Linked DNA regions of Homo sapiens: all the other regions are linked to region 1. The links are chromatin contacts, found by Hi-C or POLR2A ChIA-PET in ENCODE. All regions are on one chromosome and are shown on one strand. The core of a region is the stretch at or near the end of the contact, and the rest is flanking DNA. Distances in the headings are between cores, read along the strand shown.

Region 1 (5,019 bases), core at 1,429-3,928:
ACTAATACAGTACCCCTACCGATACATACATATTTACCCACATGTAGCCACACACATGTGCACATATGTAATCTTTTTGCCTATAAAAAAGTAAGCAATGCCTAAAAGTACAGGTGGAGAGAAGGCTAAAAAGCACAGGCTCGAAGAGACTGCCAAGATACAACGATCCAACAAAGACACATCGTATCAACAGTAATGATTTCCTAAATGTGAAGGTAATTTGGATGGCTGGTTTATAGTTTTCATGCCCGGGAGTTTTCCAAGGCACAATGTATACCCTTTGCGGCAGCTTACTCTCCTGAAATGTGCCTTCATGAAATTAGATAAACAGGGAGAAGATATGAAGTACATCTGCCTAACACCACGTTAGAAGAATCCCCGGGCATTTGCATCTTATGCGATGATATGCTGGCAAACCTTGGCCAACTTCCAGTCTTGTCCTTATGACAGGGGACTGCTGTGTTGAGTTCCCGTCTCAGGCCTCACATCCACCTTGGCCCTGCCTTGGGAGCCTGTAGGTGTGGGCAGAAAAGAGGGACGCTGCCTTCCTGGCTGGGCCTTTCTTCACACACAGGCACGAGGACCCAAGCTCTAAAGGATGAAGTCCCCATGGTCTCCGAAGTTTTCATTATCATCCCCCTCCTAAAGCTCCACCTTGGAGGCAATGCACTGTAACAAAAGGACCAGCACAGTGCCCAGCACACAGAAAGCTATCAATCAATGTCAGCCTTAACCATTATGTTGGTTGACTTGCCATCCCTCTTCCTCAACTGCAAACTATGTGAGAGAAAGATTCATGTAACCTTGGTATTACACAACTCCATCGTGGTGGGTTCAGTTGCATTTGTCAAATGATTCAGAGTAGGACAACGGGAATTTTCTTTACAACATCACAGCATTGTAAAGTCTTTGCTTTGCACGAAAGTGTGGGACTGAAGAAATGATTGTGCAGGTTGAAACTGTGAAGCAATTTTAAGAAGCAACAAGGAAAATTATGATTGTTTCATAATCTTCAAAAAATTTTTAAAGTGTTAAGAACTGTTTTACTACTGGTCGTAAATGTATAAGAACATTTAAAGATAGCAAATTGAATACTTATTTAGCCTGTCATAATTTAAAAAATGAGAAACATTGAGAAATAGTGTTTTATTTCTTTGTAAAAGACTTATGGAGAGTAAATTGAAAAGGGCTTTGCCACCTTCTCATTGTGAAACTTACAGTATGGACCAGGCATCTTTTCTATGCCTTGGCAAATTGTCACATTCCTTTCTATATTTGGATAGGCTTCCTACATTTTGTCCTGCACACTTTCAGTGCTGTGAAATATCTCCAAGAGTTTCTTTAATATGAAGTTTTTGCCAGCATCTTTATCCTGAGTCCCTCAAAAGACACATCCAGAATCTCTCAAAAGACAACAGCATCAACTTTCCCACCATCAGCTCTTTCTTCTCTAAACTCGTTTACGTCTGAGTCAACTTTCACCTCCTGCATTCTCACTTTTTGTTTCTTTGCTATACTTTCCTCTTCATTGGCTACCTACCTCTCTTGAGTATTCATTTCTGTGAAATGTCACGTGGGTTTGTCACTGGGAGCCAAGAGAGCAGCACGACCACACGCTTTGCTGTCTGTGTGGGAACTGATAACACGGAAGGACTGAAGGACGTGATGCGGTTAATCACTGATCATGATGCACATCTGTTATTACGTGGTGGTCTGTGGACTGCAGAGCAAGCAGCAGAGGTTGTCCCCCATGCAATCACTCACAGTTAATGGTGACTGAAATTGGAACCATGTTGTTAGGGGGCTGGTGTTATTTAACCTCAGTTGCCACAGGGCAATGAAAATTCGTGCGTTTGGGAACTATGCAAGGTGAGGACTGCCTGAATGTTCCATAATGTGATGAGTGCCTCACAAACAGGGTGTATATTATCACTGAGTTTTTTCATTATTCTTGACCTTCAATATATAGACATTCTTGTTGATGGTATCAGGTTGTTTCTGCGTGAATGAGCTTTACTCCTCTGAGAAATGGCATTCCTGACCCTCCTCTTTGAATCAATTGCACAAAAGTATCTGAAGGAAATTTGCTTACCTGCTGCTTTCTATGGAAGCTTTCCTGCAGCATGACCTAGTGTCTGTTTCTGGTTGATGATTAACCATGGGGAACAAGCGTTTGAGATAAAGAAGTTGCAGAACTTTTTAGAGAATGTAATATGTTAATGTGCACTGGGACTCTCCCTGAGCTATATCAAGTTTCCTGGATTCTGAAATGCTATAATTTTAAAAGTGTCATAAGGTTAAAACAGCTTTCTAAGAAGTGCCTTTGTTGGAAGAATACCCAGGAATGGTGCGCTGGACAGCTTTTGTACAAGTCTTGCATTTTCTCAGAACTATCTCTCATCTTGGCCATGGCATCAGTCACATCCTGAGTGGCTCACCTTGACTTGGGTTGCCTCCTACTGCAGTTCTCCTAAACTCTGGTGGGGGACACGGGCACAACCCACCCAATACTCGTATGTGCTTTACCTGGAAATAAGGAGCAGAGGAGCTAGGGGAAGGAGCCGATGGCTAAATGTTCCTGCCTTTTTTCCCTCAGGCAGACAGTTCTAAGGTGCACGCTGTAGGTTGCTGGGACAACCCTGGCAAGATCTTCCCCCAGACATCCACCTTGGCGGCCGACTTATTAACTCATTGGTCTATTGACTTTTGCTCCTTGCCTCGCCCCTGATCCCTGTGCCCTCTTTCTAATAAGCTACCTGCTGGTGAGGCTCTGCCTTGGGGGAAACCCAGGCTGAGGCAGGTGGGATGTTATAACCAGGGAGGCCTGAGTCCTGGGTCTTTGCCTGGGGTCCCCAAATAGGAGAGGGATTGGAGGAGGTATTGTGGGGGAGAGTGTTGCAAAAGCCCAGAGGAAAGGAGTGCTGTTACCACAACAGAGGAGACATGAACCTGCACAGACCAAAAACAGGAGAGAGAGAGGGAAAGAGAAAGAGAAGGGGGAGAAAGAAAGGGAGAGACAGAGGAAGGGAGAGATGGGGAAAGAGGAGAGGAGAAAGGGAGGGAGAGAAAGAAAGGAGATGGAGAGAGAAAAGGGTGGGGAGAGAGATAAAGAGAGAGGTAAAGAGAGAGAGAGAATCATCTACTACATGATTTCTTTTTTTTTTTTTTCTGAGATGGAGTTTCGCTCTTGTTGCCCAGGCTGGAGTGCAGTGGCGTGATCTCGGCTCACTGCAACCTCCATCTCCCGGGTTCAAGCGATTCTCCTACCTCAGCTTCCTGAGTAGCTGGGATTACAGGTGCCTGCCACCACGCCCAGCTAATTTTTGTATTTTTGGTAGAGACGGGGTTTCACCGTGTTGACCAGGCTGGTCTCGAACTCCTGACCTCAGGTGATCCGCCCGCCTCGGCCTCCCAAAGTGCTGGGATTACAGGTGTGAGCCACCGCGCCTGGCCATGATTTTTTTTTTAACCTATAAAAGCCTTGAGTAGTGATGGACGCGATTCCTAGTAATGTGGTTTACTAAAGGGTCAGGCTGTCAGTTCACCACAAATACGCCACAGTAGTGTTTGGTATTCTCTCAATGTTCCACCCACCAGAGCATACAAAACAGCCACATTCCCCAAACACTTAATTCTCAAAACATACTTGTAGAGGAGGGAAGCCTATTACTCCCATTAGAAAGATGGAAAACCAAGGTGAAATGATTAACTGAGCTACCAGGGCCTCAGAAGAAAGTCGCTGCTGAGTTTGGGATTGTGTTTTCAACTTCCTGCCCACTGTGGGTGAGCTCCACCTTTTACTGGAACCAACTCCAAGGAGGAAGTTTTGCTGGGTTTCCTGGAAGGCAGAGGTTTGCATCTGCATGCCCTGCGTGGAGGCATTGTATTTGGGGGCAGGCAGGAGAATACTGTAGCTGGTGTGCCCACAGAAAGGGAGGGAGAGAAGCCACTGGGAGTGAGCTGGGCTTGGGATCGGGCTGTGTCCTCACCAACTGTCTGCCCAGGCATGAACTTGCCACTGCTGTGGAAGAGTCTGACTGCATCCAAGAATGCCAAAGGTTGTGGCTGAACTCACTTCTCAACAGACTTGGATCATGTTCATATACTATTCTTTAAAAGATCACCATTTGTAGTAGAATGTCAAAAACCCAAAGATGTTGCTCCCGATGTTGAGCTGTAACTATTTTCTGTGTTGGTGGAAAAATATGAGAGAATTAGTTGCCATTCATGAATCTCAGTGATACACAGACAAAAGCATGCTTCAATTTTGTTTCTTTGTTTTTGAGTGGTTCTGATTTATTTTCAGCTTTTGGGTGATGTCTGGGGCTGTTTATTGAGGACGGGATAAATGGGGGGGGGACCAAAATATATTTGGCATTTATTGGTGGTGTTTTATATTTGTGACTTGATTTACTTCTTATCACAACCCAGTGAGACACGTACTATTATCATCCTTTTAATAGATGAGCAGCCTGGAGCTTAGAGAGGTTAGGTAGCATGGACATCATCAGGCAAGTTAAATGAGAAAGCCGCCACCCATTCCCAGCTGGGGCTGACCCCAGCGCCTGTGTTATTTCTGTTGCCCTGAGCCTCCCCAGGCTTCTTAACCCACATGTACTCCTAGCTTCCAGCAGTGCTAATTTACACCGTGTACCAGCTGGAGACATTCTGGAGTGTAGACTGACGCAATAATCCCCAATGATAGGTTTGCCATGTTTTTTTTAAATGTGTTTTTTCCTACTTTTTATTATAGATGTCAGAATTTTCTCCTTCCCTGAGTTATCTTTGGACTTAGATGTATATAAATGTATCTGGTTGGAGGTGGGGGGAAAAGTGGAAGTGGAAGACCACAAAAGTAAAAATTACATTTGAGTGTATTTCACCGATTCTAAGAGGAATGCTTTCTTCTGCTCCAACCACTCTGAAATCTCCGGGTCCCATACTCCCATCGCAGCTGTGTGACATGGTTGCCGTGGCCTTTGTGTGAACATCAAAGCTCAGAGGATGGGTGTCAGAGGC
Region 2 (5,019 bases), core at 690-3,189, 390 kb before region 1:
GTGATGGGGCCATCTGGGTCACTATCAGAGGGATGGCAGTTCTCTTCTAGAAAACAAAATCCTATTTGACGAAAGCAGAAAATCCAGCGGATGAAAGCCAGGGTCCAGAGAGAGATACGCATTGCCTTCATATCACAACCATGAGGCCGAAGCCATATGACCACAGGCAAGTCTCTTCACATCTCTAAGCCTCAGTTTCCTGTTCAATAGATTATTCATAGAATTTAACCCAGTGGGGTTCTTGTGAGAAATTAATGAAAAAAATACACCTAAAACATTTAGCACACAGCCAAGATAACAGATAACAAGATAACAGCTCTCTGGACAGTAATTCTGTCAGCACCGCTCCCCCCAGCCCTAATCCAAGTCCTCTCATTTATGCACAGGCATCTGCTAAGAAGTTTCTAGTTTGTCTGTATAACTTCCTGTACATCCCTCCCTTTTGTGGAATACCTGTCCCAAGCCACGGGGACTCTAAATGCTCAGTAAGAACTTGCTAAAAGAATGAATAATTTATAAGGGACCTAATATAGCACCAAGGCATGATTATGATCCAAGCAGACTCTTTGGGCCCATTTGTGCCAGAGACTCCGTTATTTTGTAATTAACAAATATCGTGAATTTGCTTTGAAGATTGTCAAAGAACATGACAATTCTGCCTCAGGTGTTTGACTCAGGGCAAAGCATTTAAACTCTATGTGCCTCAGTTTCCTTTTCTATAAAGTGGGACTAACAATAGTAGCCTACACATAGGTTTAAATGTGAAGTGCCTGCCTGACACATGGCACTTAATAAGTGTTAGCTATCTTATTTCATTTATTTTATTTATTTATTTATTTATTTATTTATTTATTTTATTCATATAGACATGCGGTTTCACTATGTTGCCCAGGCAGGTCTCAAACTCCTGGGCTCAAGCAAACCTCCTGCCTCAGCCTCCCAAGCAGCTGGGACTAAAGGTGTGCGCCACAGCATCTGGCATTAGATATCTTATTTTAAACCTGGTAAAAAATGTTCCATTAGGCCAGGCGCAGTGGCTTATGCCTGTAATCCCAGCACTTTGGGAGGCTGAGGCAGGTGGATGACCTGAGGTCAGGAGTTCGAGGCCAGGCTGGCCAACATGGTGAAACCCTGTGTCCACTAAAAATATAAAAATTAAGCCTGGCACGGTGGCTCTCACCTGTAATCCTGGCACTTTGGAGGCTGAGGTGGGCAGATCACGAGGTCAAGAGATCGAGACCATCCTGGCCAACATGGTGAAACCTCGTCTCTACTAAAAATACAAATATTAGCTGGGCATGGTGGTGTGCGCCTGTAGTCCCAGCTACTCGGGAGGCTGAAGCAGGAGAATCGCTTGAGCCCAGGAGGCGGATGTTGCAGTGAGCCAAGATCACACCACTGCACTCCAGCCTGGGCAACAGAGTGAGACTTGGTCTCAAAAAAAAAAAAAAATTTAGTGATAATGTAGTGATGGATAAAAATCTGAGCCCATAATACCTTCATCATTGTTAGTAAGTCCTGTTTGACTGTCAGCACCACCAGGGAGTCAGGAGACTCAACTCTCTACCTCCTCCTCTTCCCACTGTCTTATTCCCTTAGTCTAGATCAGGCCCTGGAATCTGCATTTTAAATATCTTCCTTGAGTGAGTTGGACACAGGTCGTCACCAAACTGACACACATATGAACAAAAAAAAAAAAAAAAAAAGAAAAGAAAAGAAAAAATACAGACAAATATAGCCCTGGAACTTAATGAGGGAACTGGGCCAAATCTTGGGTGATTCCCCTCTCCCTCGAAGAGAGGGATTTATGGTTTAGGTAAAAACCATTAAGAACACATTGGTTTTTTTCATTGGTTTCACTTTGAGTTTCTGCCTCCTGCAACCCAAAACACAATCATACAGAGCTTCGCAGCGTGGGTCTGGGCCCTGCGTGAGCAGGGCCACGTGACCGAGACTGCCTGTGCTGAAGAGCTGAAAGCAGAGGAACACACAGGCAAGGGGAACCTACAGATATTTCCCCCTTTACTTTCTTTTCTTTTTTTAAAAAAACTATAATCCCATAGAGACATATGTGACAAGTCTGACAAATGGACAAAGGAATGACGCTTGTTCTCATTTAGAAAAAGCTTGCTGATGCTGGATGTGTGTCAATGCACAAAGCTGTGGCTCGAATAGCCAAGGACATAGCATGTTTTTTTGTTTTTGGTTTTTTTGTTGTTTTTTTAATAGATGAGAGCTTCCTATGTTGCTCAGTCTAGTCTCAAACACCTGACCTCGCCTTCTTATGTGCCAGGACAACAGGCCTGAGTCACCGTGCCTCCTGACATAGCATCTTTCGTACAGGATTTAGGGAAGCATGAGAGCACTGGAAATAAAACCTAAATGGTGGGTGAGCTATAGGTAAACACTGAAATATCATGATCTTATTAAAAAGAAAATAGTGAACCCAAAGAACCTGATATACAAGAGAAAATGAACCAGGCTGCCAAAATCCTCTGTTTCAACAACAGAAGTCAATGGGATACAGTGGTTTAAAATCATGTAAAGTGAGTAAAATGTTCAACCCTGTGAGAACAGAGCAGTAATCGTGATGGGCCATCAGCCAGATAAAAGTGTCCATATTTCTGGTCCCAGGCAGTATCTCTCTCTCTCTCTTTTTGTTTTGTTTTGTTTTGTTTTTTTTTGAGACGGAGTTTGGCTCTTGTCGCCCAGGCTGGATTGCAATGGCACAATCTCGGCTCACTTTAACCTCCACCTCCTGCCTTCAAGCAATTCTCGTGCCTCAGCCTCCTTAGTAGCTGGGATTACAGGTGTCCACCACCACGCCCGGCTCGTTTTTGTATTTTTAGTAGAGATGGGGGTTTCACCACATTGGCCAGGCTGGTCTCGAACTCCTGACCTCAAGTGTTCTGCCCACCTCGGCCTCCCAAAGTCCTGGGATTACAAGCATGAGCCACTGTGCCCAGCCTCCAAGCAGTACCTCATGCAACACAAGTATTTAAGTATTTATCAAAGATGGTCATAATCAGCTCTTAAAACATACTAACTAAACACAACACTGTACACAGAAACACTTAAAAATACCACTTATAAGAGCATCAAAAGTTTTAAGGTATTTTAATATATTTTAAAAGTTATATATATTCCTATATATTATATGATATGTAGGAATATTTACTATACACTAATACATATGTAATATAATATATTCTACGTATGTAGGGAGATGTAGGAATACACACAGTTGCAGCATTTCAGTCAACAATGGACTGCATATATGACAGGGGTCCCATGAGGGATAGTATATACACATTCCTTATAACACCATATTTTCACTGTACCTTTTCTATGTTTACATATGTTTAGAGACACAAATAATTTCTGTTGTGTTACAGTTGCCTACAGTATTCTGTACAATAACATGCTGTACAGGTTTGTAGCCTTGGAGCCATAAGCTACATACCATATAGCCTAGGTGTGTAGTGGGCTATACCATCTAGGTTTGTGTAAGTACACTCTGATGTTCACACAATGACAAAATCACCTAATGATGCATTCCTCAGGATGCCTCCCCTTCGTTAAGTGACACATGACTGGATTGTATATTCTACAGGTCAAGTTTTATAAAGAAAACCACAACGTTCTTGGGGCATTGAAGAAGATATACATAATTGGTGTTCATGCACTTATATAATTTTACTATGTGCCTGAGACTATTCTGAGCACTTTGCACATATTATATGCAAGACATGTAATCACCTAATCCTCTCAATTACCCTATACAGTAGGTACTATTATGACCCTATAAGGTAGGTACTACTACGATCCCTATTACACAAGTGAGATAACTGAGACACTCTAAGGTCAAATTCTCCAGGGTCACATGGCCAGTGAGGAGCGGAGCTAGGATCTGCACCCAGGAGGTCTGCCTCCATCCTTTTAGCGATTCTGCACACTGCCTTTCAATGTGGTACACTCTATTGTAAACGTGCTGGTTCTCCCCACATTGGTCTACAGGTTCAGTGCAGTCCTAATAACTCCAAAAGATTCTGTAACAGAATTGGAACTGTTTCTAAAATTTACATAGAAGCACAAGAGGCCAAGAACACCAAGACATCATTGAAGAAGAACAAGGTGGAAGCACATGCCCTCCCAGATGGCATGACTCCTTAAAGGCTGTCATAACTAAGACAATGTAGAGCTGGATCTAAGGTTGACAAAGAGACGGACAGCACATAGAGAGCACAGAAACAGACGGAGCACACATGCATGACACAGGTGGCATTCCAGAGTGTGTGGGAAAGATGGAAGCTGCAATAAACAGTGCCTGGACAAACACATATCTATTTAAATGAAAACTGAAATGGACCTCTACCTTCCAACATTCATAAAAATCAGTTTCAGATGAGTGAAATACCATATAAGAAAATGTGAAAGGGGAAAAAAACTATAAAGAATAGAGGAGAATATCTTCAAAAAACTATGAAGAATACAGGAGAATAACTTCATAAATAGGGAAGAATTTCTTAAAATATAAAAGCATTAACCATAAAGAAAAAGACTGATAAATTCAACAATATTAAACTTAAGAATGTATGCTGGCCGGGCGCAGTGGCTCATGCCTGTAATCCCAGCACTTTGGGAGGCCGAGATGGGTGGATCACTTGAAGTCAGGAGTTCGAGACCAGCCTGGCCAACATGGTGAAACCCCGCCTGTACTAAAAATACAAAAATTGGCAGGTGTCGTGGCGCACGCCTGTAGTCCCAGCTACTTGGGAGGCTGAGGCAGGAGAATCTCTTGAACCCCGGAGGTGGAGCTTGCAGTGAGCTGAGATCGTGCCACTGCACTCCAGCCTGGGTGACAGAGCCAGACTCTGTCTCAGAAAAAAAAAAAAAAAAAAAAAAATGTGTATGCCTTTGAATGCATACACATTCTTAATTTTAATATTGTTGAATTTATCAGTAAAAAGTAAAAAGACAAATCACAAAGTCGGAGAAGATATTTGCAACACATATTCT
Region 3 (5,019 bases), core at 1,779-4,278, 350 kb after region 1:
TCAATTGTCCTTCCATATGAGGTCAAGGAGAGAACTGTGACCCCTGGTCCTTGATGTCTCCCATGCAGCTTTGGTATCTCCATACAAGCGATAGCTGTCACCCTGTGAATAGCGATGGAACCTGAGGATTGGGCTTCACTCAGGAGCAACTGAACCAACATCTGCTCCTCCAGGAGAAGTTCCTCATCATCAATCTGAGGGATGAGAGAATAAATAGAACATAGAAGGGCTCCTGAGTGCTCAGAAAATAAGGAGAGAACTCTCAAAAGTCATTGGCGAAGTGGAATGAGGCTAGAAGCCCATAATCTCAAAAAATGAAGAAGAAAAAATATGAAAAGAGAGATGACATCAGGGCAAACCCCAAAAATCCAGAAACAAGAGAGTGAATGTACAAACATCAATGGCCAGACCATATATAAAAACAGAACTACAACCCACAGCCTGCAGCAACCTGCCCTGGAGACTATCCCACCTCTATGTAGCCAGCCAAGGAAGCCAGTATGCTACTTATAAGTCAGACTTGTAGAAAGTAAGTTCTTATCTCTCATAACAACTCAGGAAGTCAAGCAATAACTTCTATAACAATTGTCAAAAATGGCCAGGACTTGATCAATAAATTACAGCTTCCTTAATTTTTGTCCATCCTTCCAATTTAGGACCAACTGGAAAAAGCAAAATATACCCCCTAACCAATCAAATGGGATTCCCATTTCTAGTGAGCCACCTCCAGCTTCCTCATGCCAACAGCCTCTAATCAGCGCACACTGGAACCTTCCCTTTCTGCCACTCTAAAACTTTCCCACTCCTCTGCCTGCCTTTGGATTTCTGCCAAAATGCAAGTGATGGTGACTAACTGTCTTGCAAGCTCTGAATAAATAGTTTTCTGGTTCTCATTTGGTTGGTCTTCATTTATTTCTGCAGAAACTATGCATCAGCTCTCAGTCCAAACATATCATTATTTGTTACCTTATCCTCCTGTCCAGGAAGCCTTCTTCTCCCTTCCCACCTATCCACATCATACACTTTCTTCCAAACCCGACTGCCTCCAAAACCCTACCCCAGATAGCGGCGACTAATCTGACACTTTTGGTCCACAGTGGTTGGTGATTCCTATCACCTCCTGAAGGCCACTGGCATTCTATATCTCTAGAGTGCATTTTGGGGCTTGAATTATTTGTGTTACTGGTTGTCTTACTGTCTAATTCAGATGTGTTTCAATGTCTTCCCACAAAACCCTGAGCATTTACTAAGGTGTCTCTCTCAGCAGTGTTACTCAAAGGGGGTCCACCGAGGCAACGTCAGCATTCCCTTGGGATGTTTCAGAAATGCTTATGAACTGGACCCTGCTCCCAATCTGTCTAATCAGAAAGCCTCTAGAGGATTGTGGTACACATTGGTTTTTTTTTTGAGAGGCCCTGCAGCCTCTGGCATGAATCAGTTCATAGGTCCTAGGAAGTATTCAGTGAATACTCACAGAACAGAATTGATTACTTCCTTTAAATGAACCAAAGCTTCAAATAGAAGCACTGCCTTTTGTTTCAAGGACTGAACACATGAAACTGAATGAAATTTCTCTGGCCTGAGAACAAAAGTAAAAAACATATTGAAACACAGCTCCTCCCAACACATTCAGCCATCACACACTTAGACACTTCAAAGAATAGAGATTTTTATGGCGTGTGAAGAGTGAGTTAAGTACTAGCAAATTCTCAGATTAACAATAGTGCCGAAGAAGCTGCCTACTAGATGGTAGTTTTTTTTTTTTTTTTTTAAAAAAAAAAGGAAGCTAATGACCATGGAGAGGGCTGGTTCCTAACCAGGAGCTGCATCAAAAGCCAGACACTCAGATGCATGAAGAAGTCTCAGGTACCTGGGAGGGAAGGGAGTGTAACGCAGTCAGGAAATGGAGTAGTGCCAAGTATCAAGGCAAAACTGCCTGCAACAAAGTATTTTTCTTTCTCCCCAAGTGTGGCTGTGTATGCAAAACCTGGGCTCTGTTAACAGTTGGAGCCAATTGGAGAAGTGAAGCATGTAAAATTATGTTGAGGGGGAGTCTTGCATGCGGTTTGTGCAGGGTGTGCAGCTATAATCACTACTGAAAGAAAATTAGCTGCCCTAGTCAGATCCTGGATACCTCTAATAGCTTCGGTTTAAGGAAGTAAGGCCAGATGACTGGGTTTTTTTTTTTTTCTTATTATTTTTCAGAAAACACACGAAGTTGGCAAGAGAAAGGACATCTGAAATTCATGAAAATGATCGCGGCACTGGCCTTGCATGTAGACCCCTGGCAACCAGCAACTCTGCAAACACTGTCACTTTCCCATCACTGTGTTTTCTAAGTTGTCTGTGGGGCTCTTCAGTAATGGGGGCTGCAAAGAGTTTGAGGACAGACAGTGAGTCACTTGCTGGCTTTGCTACAGCATCCAGAGACGATCTGAAACAAAGTCCAGGCTGCTGCTGCTAAGTGAGAAGAAAGATAGCCTTTGGGGTCAGCAGGCCCCTTATCATAAACTACTAAATAAGCATGTTTCATACAAACAACAGCCTTCATTTTAAACAGGCCTTACCTCCACTGCACAGACTCCATATGCTTCTTAAGAATCAAACTTAAACTGGAAGATAAAGTCTGAGGTTTGGGATTGGCAGTGTTGTGTATGCTGTCTCGCTGATGTGAAATACTGATAATAAATCCAAAGAAAAGCAAGTATATTTAGTCCAAGAATACCTTCATTTCCTTTCTAAAAACAAAACATGATTAAAATCCCACACAAAGAGGTGAGCCTGCCTGTAGACCGGAAGGCTGGTAAATACATTAACGACACCTTAAAATCTGAGTCTTACCATGCCTTGGCAATTAGACCAGACAGTATAGAATGAAGAACTAAAAGCCGCTTATGGGCCCCTGGGCCACAGATTTCATAAAAAATTAATGCTGAGTGAAATAGAAACCATCTGAACTACAGCTGGCAAACATGTGCAGGGCTTTGATCGCCAAGGCCCAGCAACAAAGAGCATTTTCGGTTATTGTTTGTTCGACTGGGACTTTCTTCTGTCATATTTCCTGCCTATGCTGAAAGGCATTTTGAGACTAGAGAAGAAGTGGTGGGAAGTGAGGGTTGAAATAAAGATGGTAGTTGGCTGTTGTATTTAGAATAAATGGGCAGTTCTAACCTGCTATGGTTAACAACCCTGGTCCAGAGAACATGAGTAAGGGTCCACAGGCAGAGCCACTGCGAGGCACTCGTGAGATAGAAGAACCAAGGGGCAAGGTGTCCAAGACGGATGTTCAATGTTGCTCTTCCCTTCACCGAGAAGCTTAGGGGCTGACCGTAAGTCTTTTGCGGGAAAGGACCTCTCTCTTGCTCCCTGCAAATCCCTTGCAGCACATAACAGAGTCCCTGACCCGTATGAGGGTCCCATAAAAACTATTCTGTTGACAGACCAGAGTGGTAGAGTCACCCCACCTACAGGGGTGGTCTCCAATAGGTACCAGCTAGCTGCCACATTCTAATGTCCCCATCCCCTGCACCAGAAGACCTGTGCCTACACTGCTCAGAGGGTGAGGAGAAATCCAATCATATCTTCCAGGAGCACCATGGGCCCAGCTCTAAGAGAGATCTTGGAATGTGTAGATTTGAAGGGAAATTTTGAGTAAGAGAAAGATAGGAGTTTGGAGAAGGTGTACTTTAGCCAAGACAATGGACTTGGTTTTAAAAATGTCTGTTTGAGTCTGAAATCCGTAATGTGCCAGGTGTGTGATTATGAGCAAGCCCCTTTGCCTCTCCAAGCCTCAGTTCCCTTGTATGAATAAAGCATTTTAGGGAGCACAAATCATTCTTTACACTTGCAGTTATTTAGTGCTCCCTTTTATGTGGCTCTCAGCCTCAGAAGCCAAAGTTTAAGTGAGTGGCTGACTGTTTAAGATAAAGGTGAAATAAAAACCAGTGGTGCATATACAATTCACTAAAAACTTTTACTTTCTTTTTTTGTCAGCAACCCTATTGCTTTCACTGACATAAGAGATTCCACTGACTTTAATTCATTAATTAACTTGTATTTTTGTACATATATTATATGCCAGATTAGGTCCACAAGGAACATATTTGTTATAGGAGGAAAACACAGAATATTTTGAAGTCTATTAAATCGTGGAAACAGACTTGTTGACGAAATTCCAAAACACTAGCTTTTAATATAGTTTCCCCTTCTTGACTGCAGGCCTTAAAGATAGATACAATTTCCTACTCATCACAAAGTCTGTCAATAATAGATAGATAAATATTACCATATTAATTATATTGCTATATATTACAGCATACTCAATATTAGTGTTGTATTATTATTATAAACAGCAGGTTAGATAAATATTTATTTGATGAATGTGTCTCAGTTATCTATTGCGATGTAACACACTATCCCAAATATTAGTGGATTAAAATAACAGCCACTTTGTTTCATTGCTCACAATTTTATGATTTTGGCAGGGCTCAGCAGGGCAGTTTCTCTCTGCTCCATGCACCATCAGCTGCAGCTCCTTGACTGGGGCCAGAGGATCCACTTGCCAGGTGGCACACTCGCGTCCTCACTCGTGCTGCAGGTTGGCAGAGATGGCTGATGCCTGGGCTCCGGTAGGATTATGAGGCAGCTGGACTCCTCTCCCTCCCTGCACATTCTCATGTCCCCACCGCTCCATGTGGCCTCTCTGTATGGTTTCTCCATGTTAGCTGGACTCCAGGAGTGTAGCTAGACTTCTTAATGTTGGTTAAGGGTTCTAAAAGCATGAAAAGGCAGCTGTTAGGACATCATATAGCTTAGGTGGAGAACTGGCATAGGGCCACTTCCACTGCACCCTGTTGGTTGAAGCCAGATTCACTGTGGAAGGGGACTACACATGGCTGGGAATACCGGGAGGCATGGATGGTTGATCCATCCTTGGAAACTAGCTAATCCCAAATGAATAAATGAACACAATCATTAAAGAACCCTTCAGGTTTGAGGGTGAATGTTTAAGAAAGTACT
Region 4 (5,019 bases), core at 1-2,500, 290 kb after region 1:
TACCACATGACCTCCCTCCAACTGGAGCGAAAGTTTGTCAAGAAGCTCAAGGCTTCTGAAAAGCCCCGAGGACAAAATACGCTATACTGGGTCTGGGTGGCTGCCAGGCATCAGGACCTGAGACAGTTGATGGGAGGCAAGCATGAAGGGCCTGGTGAGGAAGACAGCAGTGGCAGGAACAGGAAGGCAGGGGTGGATTCAGCATCTAAGAGGTCAGAGGGTCAGCCCAAAGATACAGTGACAGGGTTGTGTGGCTTTCATCCTCACTGGAAAAGTTTGAGTTTGTTGCCTCTGTTGGTCCCATGGGTGTTGACAAATCCTCCAGGGCTTATCAACTGTCCCACTGCCCCCACCAGCTAGGTCGGAGTCTCTTCTGACCAACCAAAATGAGTCTGAGCTATAAACAGCTAAACTAGCTCTGATGGTGCCAAGGTGCTGATTTGAGTCTTGCCTATACCATCCCTAACACAGTACACATTTACAGTATGATAATTGCCTGTTGTCTTCACTCCTCAAGTTCTCCAAGTCCAGTAGCTGGCATGGCGTGGGCATTGCTGAAAGGAATACAGCCCATGCTGAATTTTACCCATGATTAAGACAGGACTAGAGAAGCCCAGCCTCATGTATTAATTCTTCTTAATTTCAAAAACATGTATTGGCAAATTCTGGGTGTCGAGGACATCAGGAGAGTTGCATCCAATATGGATCATGGATTAGATTGTCTATGCCAAGGGAAATGACTTGCAAACAACTGGCCTTTGGGGGCTGCAATTATTCTTAAGCAATTGAAAAATTTGGAAATATGTGCAGTCATTTGTGGAAACAAAACACACCAGGAGTAGATCATTGTCTTATGTGTAGCCCAACACAGATGCAGTATCACGGAGCTGAGTGACTGCTGACTCCTAAGAAAGAGACTCACCGATAATTGAGGGGTGCACTGGCAATGGCTTACAGTCTGATTCTTTTAACATATATATGATATATATATATATATATTTATTTATTATATATATTAATATATAATATATATATAATATAATATTTCCCCAAAACCTGAACAGAAAGGGGGAAAGCAATAAGTCTAAGCTGCTAGGACATTATTTGAAATCAGCAAAAAGGGAACTGAGACACTGAGTTGAAGAATGAAGCTGTGAGGGTGTAACTATAAAAACATATTTGGCCTTTTAGGTGGGAAATACCCTTTGAAGTCATTCTGCCAAGAGGGGCCACCCAGCTAACAGCGCATGGGGCCAGAGGGCCTTGATGGCTAAAATGAAACCTAGTCTCTTTCTGGAGCCTTATGGAATCTGCGTTCTAGAGAGAGTGATTTCATGTCCTTGTTTGGAAGAAAGGCAGATTGGCATGAGCAGCCAAGGAGAGTTTTCAGATGGAACTCACTCTGCAGAGAGAGGGTGCCAAGGACTCCCGACTCCAAGGAAAATGTTGATGCTCCTCTGGCTTCTTTATCAGAAGAAGGGACTCAGCAATAAATCCCAGACTTAGTTTCCTCTCTGTTTTGTGACGAGATGCTTGTTTTACACTCTCTGGAGCCTCAGTGTATCTCTTTCTCTCACCGACTGCATTTTCTCTGCAGTGAAGTAGAGCCACCCTCCCCGGAGCCCTCACTCTCCAAGTGTGGGAGGGGCCATGGAGACCTGGTGGCAGGGAGTGGCATCTGCCCTCTTGGGAGCTGCAAAAGCTGCCTCCCCCTCAAACTGGCTCCGGTGAGATATTTTATGATGATGCTGTGAAGGGATGATTTGCAAAGCTCTCAGAGGTGCTGAGGAGCTGAGAAAAGCTGGCAGAAGCTAAGAAGAGATCTGAGGGCTGCCTGAAAGGATTTGGAGGGCTGTTGGGTGGAAGGGGGAGGAGGGCAGGAATAGAGGATTCCTACATGGCTGGACAGGGAGAGGGCCTCAAGGTCACCTAGCGCAGCTGCCTCATTTGACCGATGAAATTACAAGGTGAGGGTGGGGCATTTGCCTGGGATTGAAGTATGGAAATGATAGAAAAACTAATTTCAACTTAATATTCTTTCAATTAGGCTGCTACCATACAATGGAACGGGCCCCCCATAGAACAAATAACTCCTCTTCATTGCCAAAATATGAATAGGAGTTCAGTAGCACCCACAGAGGGGTCTGCAACGACATTGTCCAATAGAAATAGCATATAAGCTGGGCATATAATTTTAAAATCTCTACAAGTCATATTTAAAAAGTAAAAAGAAACAAGTGAAGTTAACTTTAATAATGTATTTTATTTAATTCAATACACCCAAAATATGATTGTTTCAACATATAATCAATATTCAATATAAAATTACTAATAAAATATTCTACATCCTAGGACTGAAATCCAGTGCTGCTTTTATATTTAGAGTACATCTCAACTCAGACTAGCCAGATTTCAAGTGCTCAATAGCTGTAGTCCTATGCCAGAAGAGAAATAGGATTAGATTTCTGATGTTGTTTTATTCCCTGAAAATAGATTTATTTCTATTCATTCAACAAATAAGTATTAAGCATCTAGTCTATTTAGGCAGCACGCTAAACTCTTCAACAATGATGGCTAAGCTGGGGTTTAAGAGTGTCTTCATGATTGGAGGAAACACGCCCACATTGAATAGAACTACCTTGCATTCTTTCATTTCTTTGTTATTGATGAGAAGGTGATAATTATGAATTTACTTATTAAGTGGACATAAAAATTTATACATATGTAACAAACCTGCGTGTTGTTCACATGTACCCTAGAACTTAAAGTATAATAAAAAATATACATATATAAAAAAATGTATACTTGACCAAAATGAGCCTCTCCCTCACCTGTAATGGCTGGTATGCCAGGCTCATGCCTCGGTGATCAGCTTCTGTCAGTCTCATTTTGACCAATCACAAGCTACACTCTGCATGTCTTCTTCAGAACCTTGAGTGCCTGCTGATGTGCTGTCATTGAGAAATGGATGGCTGCAGAAATGTGTGTATTAGTACTGAAGCAGGGAAATTGGAGAGAAGGCTTTTCTGGTGAGTACCATGAGGAGTTTGAACTTAGCAATTCTGCAAATAACAGAGAATAAAATTTCCAGTTGGAAATAATTCAGCAGGGAATTGGGAAATGTGGGCCTAGCAAGAAGCATAGACTCAGGGGTCCCTTCTCCATAGAGAAGTGAGGGTTGAAATCGTGGGAGTGAATGAGGTATCAGAGAGAGGAGAGAGAGAGATGCTCAGATGGGCTAGTGCTCAGCCGTGGGGAACACACACCTTTATGGAGAGAAAGAACCTTCAATTCAACTCCACATGTAATCTGAGTGCTTATTATGTGCCAGGTGCACTGTTCGATATGGGAATTAAGGGTGCAAAAGACAGTCACACTTCCTGCCCTCATGGAACATATAGTCAAAACTTACTGAAAAATACAGGACATCTGAGGCATGGAAGAGAGTCTACTCATTTCCACCTTAATATTACAGTGCAGTGGTAGCCCAGCTCTGGGCTGGCCCCTCCAGGGTGGACAACAGTCTTTCCTATTCTGGGGAGGCACTAAATCAGAACACCCTCTGACAGCCCTCAGAGATGTGAGGACTGACACCATGCGCTACCCCTGCCCTTAATTAACTGCATCCACACACAGCATGACGTGGATTTCCATCTCCTTGTTATGGGCCATTTCCCTCTCAGAGCTCTCTATGCCAATGCCCATCTTAAAGTGCATACCCCAGAAGAGTTCAACAAGCTCTGGCTCTGGTCTGGCCAGCAAAGAAAGAAAGATGACTGCTTTGCATTGCTCACATAGCATGTGCCACTCATGCACTCCACCAGATGCTATATGGCCATTAAATCAATCATTATCTCTTGAATCAATGAGAAGAGTTAGACTCCCTTGTTTTACAACCCAGACTCCTCTTAACATGCCCCAACTTCATTGACATAATTTTCCTTATTAAACTTATTACATCTTGCATTGTTCTATTTTATTTTGTTGTGATAAGAACACTTAACAGGAAATCTACTCTCTTACATTTTAAAGTCTATAACATGTTATTTTGTTGGCTGTAAGTAAAATGCTGTACTGTAGTTTTCTAGAACTTACTCATCTTTCTTGACTAGAATTGTGTGCCCATTGACTAGTAACTCAATTTCTGCTTTCCCTTGGCCTCTGGCGACCACCATTTCACTCTTTGATTCTGTGACCATTTTTAAATATCTTATGTAAATGGGATCATGCAATATTTGTCATTCTGTGTCTGACTTTTTTAACTTAGCATAATATCCTCAAGGTTCATCCACGTTGTTACGTATTGCAGAATTTCCTTCTTTGTAAAAGCAATAGTATTCCACTGTATGTGTGTATCACATTTTCTTTTTCCATTCATCTCTTGGTGGACATTTAGGTTGTTTCCACATCTTGGCTATTGTGAATACTGCTGCAATGCTATTATCTCTTCAAGATCCTGAGTTCAACTTTTTTGGATAAATACCCAAAAGTGGGATTGCTGGATCATATGGTGGCTCTATTTTTAATTTTTTGAGGAACCTTCATACTGTTTTCTATATAGCAGCTGCACCATTTTGCATTCTCGCTAGCAATGTGCAAGGATTACAGTTTTTTCACATCCTCGCCAACACTTGTCTTTTGTCTCTTCAACAAATGGTGTTGGGAAAACAATACCCACATTCGAAAGAATGAAATTGGACCCTTATCTTATGTCATACACAAAAATGAACTCAAAATGGATCAATGACTTAAATGTATGACCCAAAACTGTAAAACTCCTAAGAAAAAAAAACAGGAGAAAAGCTCTATGACGTTGATCTTGGCAGTGACTTCATGGATATGACACCAAAAGCACAGGCAACAGAAACAAAAATAAGTAAGTGGGACTACATCAAACTAAAAAGCTTCTGCACAGCAAAGAAAACAATCAACAGAGTGAAAAAAACAACCTACAAAATGTAAGAAAATATTTGCAAGTCATATGTCTGAAAAGTAGTTAATATCCAAAATATATAAGGA

Evidence for each region. A loop is a pair of places that touch in the nucleus more often than their neighbours do. ChIA-PET counts read pairs that join two places held with the same protein, here RNA polymerase II (POLR2A). Pooled maps may share reads with other maps.
Region 2: a pooled map shows a loop between it and region 1 (5-fold over the local background). The contact joins two enhancer-like sites. A Hi-C loop is called at or near these places in 3 of 168 maps with a recorded cell type or tissue (CD14-positive monocyte, CD8-positive, alpha-beta T cell and GM12878), 23 of 37 single-sample maps with no recorded cell type and 15 of 50 pooled maps. POLR2A ChIA-PET finds 5 or more read pairs at or near these places in 4 of 52 experiments (Caco-2, GM12878, T-cell and 1 more).
Region 3: a map with no recorded cell type shows a loop between it and region 1 (11-fold over the local background). The contact joins two enhancer-like sites. A Hi-C loop is called at or near these places in 4 of 37 single-sample maps with no recorded cell type and 3 of 50 pooled maps.
Region 4: a loop to region 1 is called in a pooled map, with 10 times the contacts of the local background. The contact joins two enhancer-like sites. A Hi-C loop is called at or near these places in 3 of 37 single-sample maps with no recorded cell type and 4 of 50 pooled maps.

What each region holds. Positions count from the first base shown.
Region 1 is chr6:6,681,235-6,686,253 of GRCh38, reverse strand. No RefSeq gene overlaps it. Among named protein-coding and RNA genes, the nearest start is that of LY86-AS1, 61 kb to the right of the region's middle. Within about 2 kb of position 2,678, at least 6 of the 41 ENCODE cell types and tissues checked have a DNase peak (open chromatin) inside an H3K27ac peak, as active enhancers do; they include CD14-positive monocyte, where a contact is called at or near this core.
Region 2 is chr6:7,070,856-7,075,874 of GRCh38, reverse strand. No RefSeq gene overlaps it. Among named protein-coding and RNA genes, the nearest start is that of RREB1, 35 kb to the left of the region's middle. RefSeq lists an enhancer at 1,976-2,215. Within about 2 kb of position 1,939, at least 5 of the 41 ENCODE cell types and tissues checked have a DNase peak (open chromatin) inside an H3K27ac peak, as active enhancers do; they include CD14-positive monocyte, where a contact is called at or near this core.
Region 3 is chr6:6,329,505-6,334,523 of GRCh38, reverse strand. LOC124901253 (a long non-coding RNA gene) reads right to left here. Exons shown (of 2, transcript XR_007059428.1): 2 at 4,357-4,771. Among named protein-coding and RNA genes, the nearest start is that of F13A1, 11 kb to the right of the region's middle. RefSeq lists an enhancer at 2,663-2,712. Within about 2 kb of position 3,028, at least 3 of the 41 ENCODE cell types and tissues checked have a DNase peak (open chromatin) inside an H3K27ac peak, as active enhancers do.
Region 4 is chr6:6,387,627-6,392,645 of GRCh38, reverse strand. All of the region lies in intron 4 of LY86-AS1 (LY86 antisense RNA 1), which reads left to right. Among named protein-coding and RNA genes, the nearest start is that of F13A1, 69 kb to the right of the region's middle. RefSeq lists enhancers at 1-44, 175-344, 1,293-1,342. Within about 2 kb of position 1,250, at least 6 of the 41 ENCODE cell types and tissues checked have a DNase peak (open chromatin) inside an H3K27ac peak, as active enhancers do.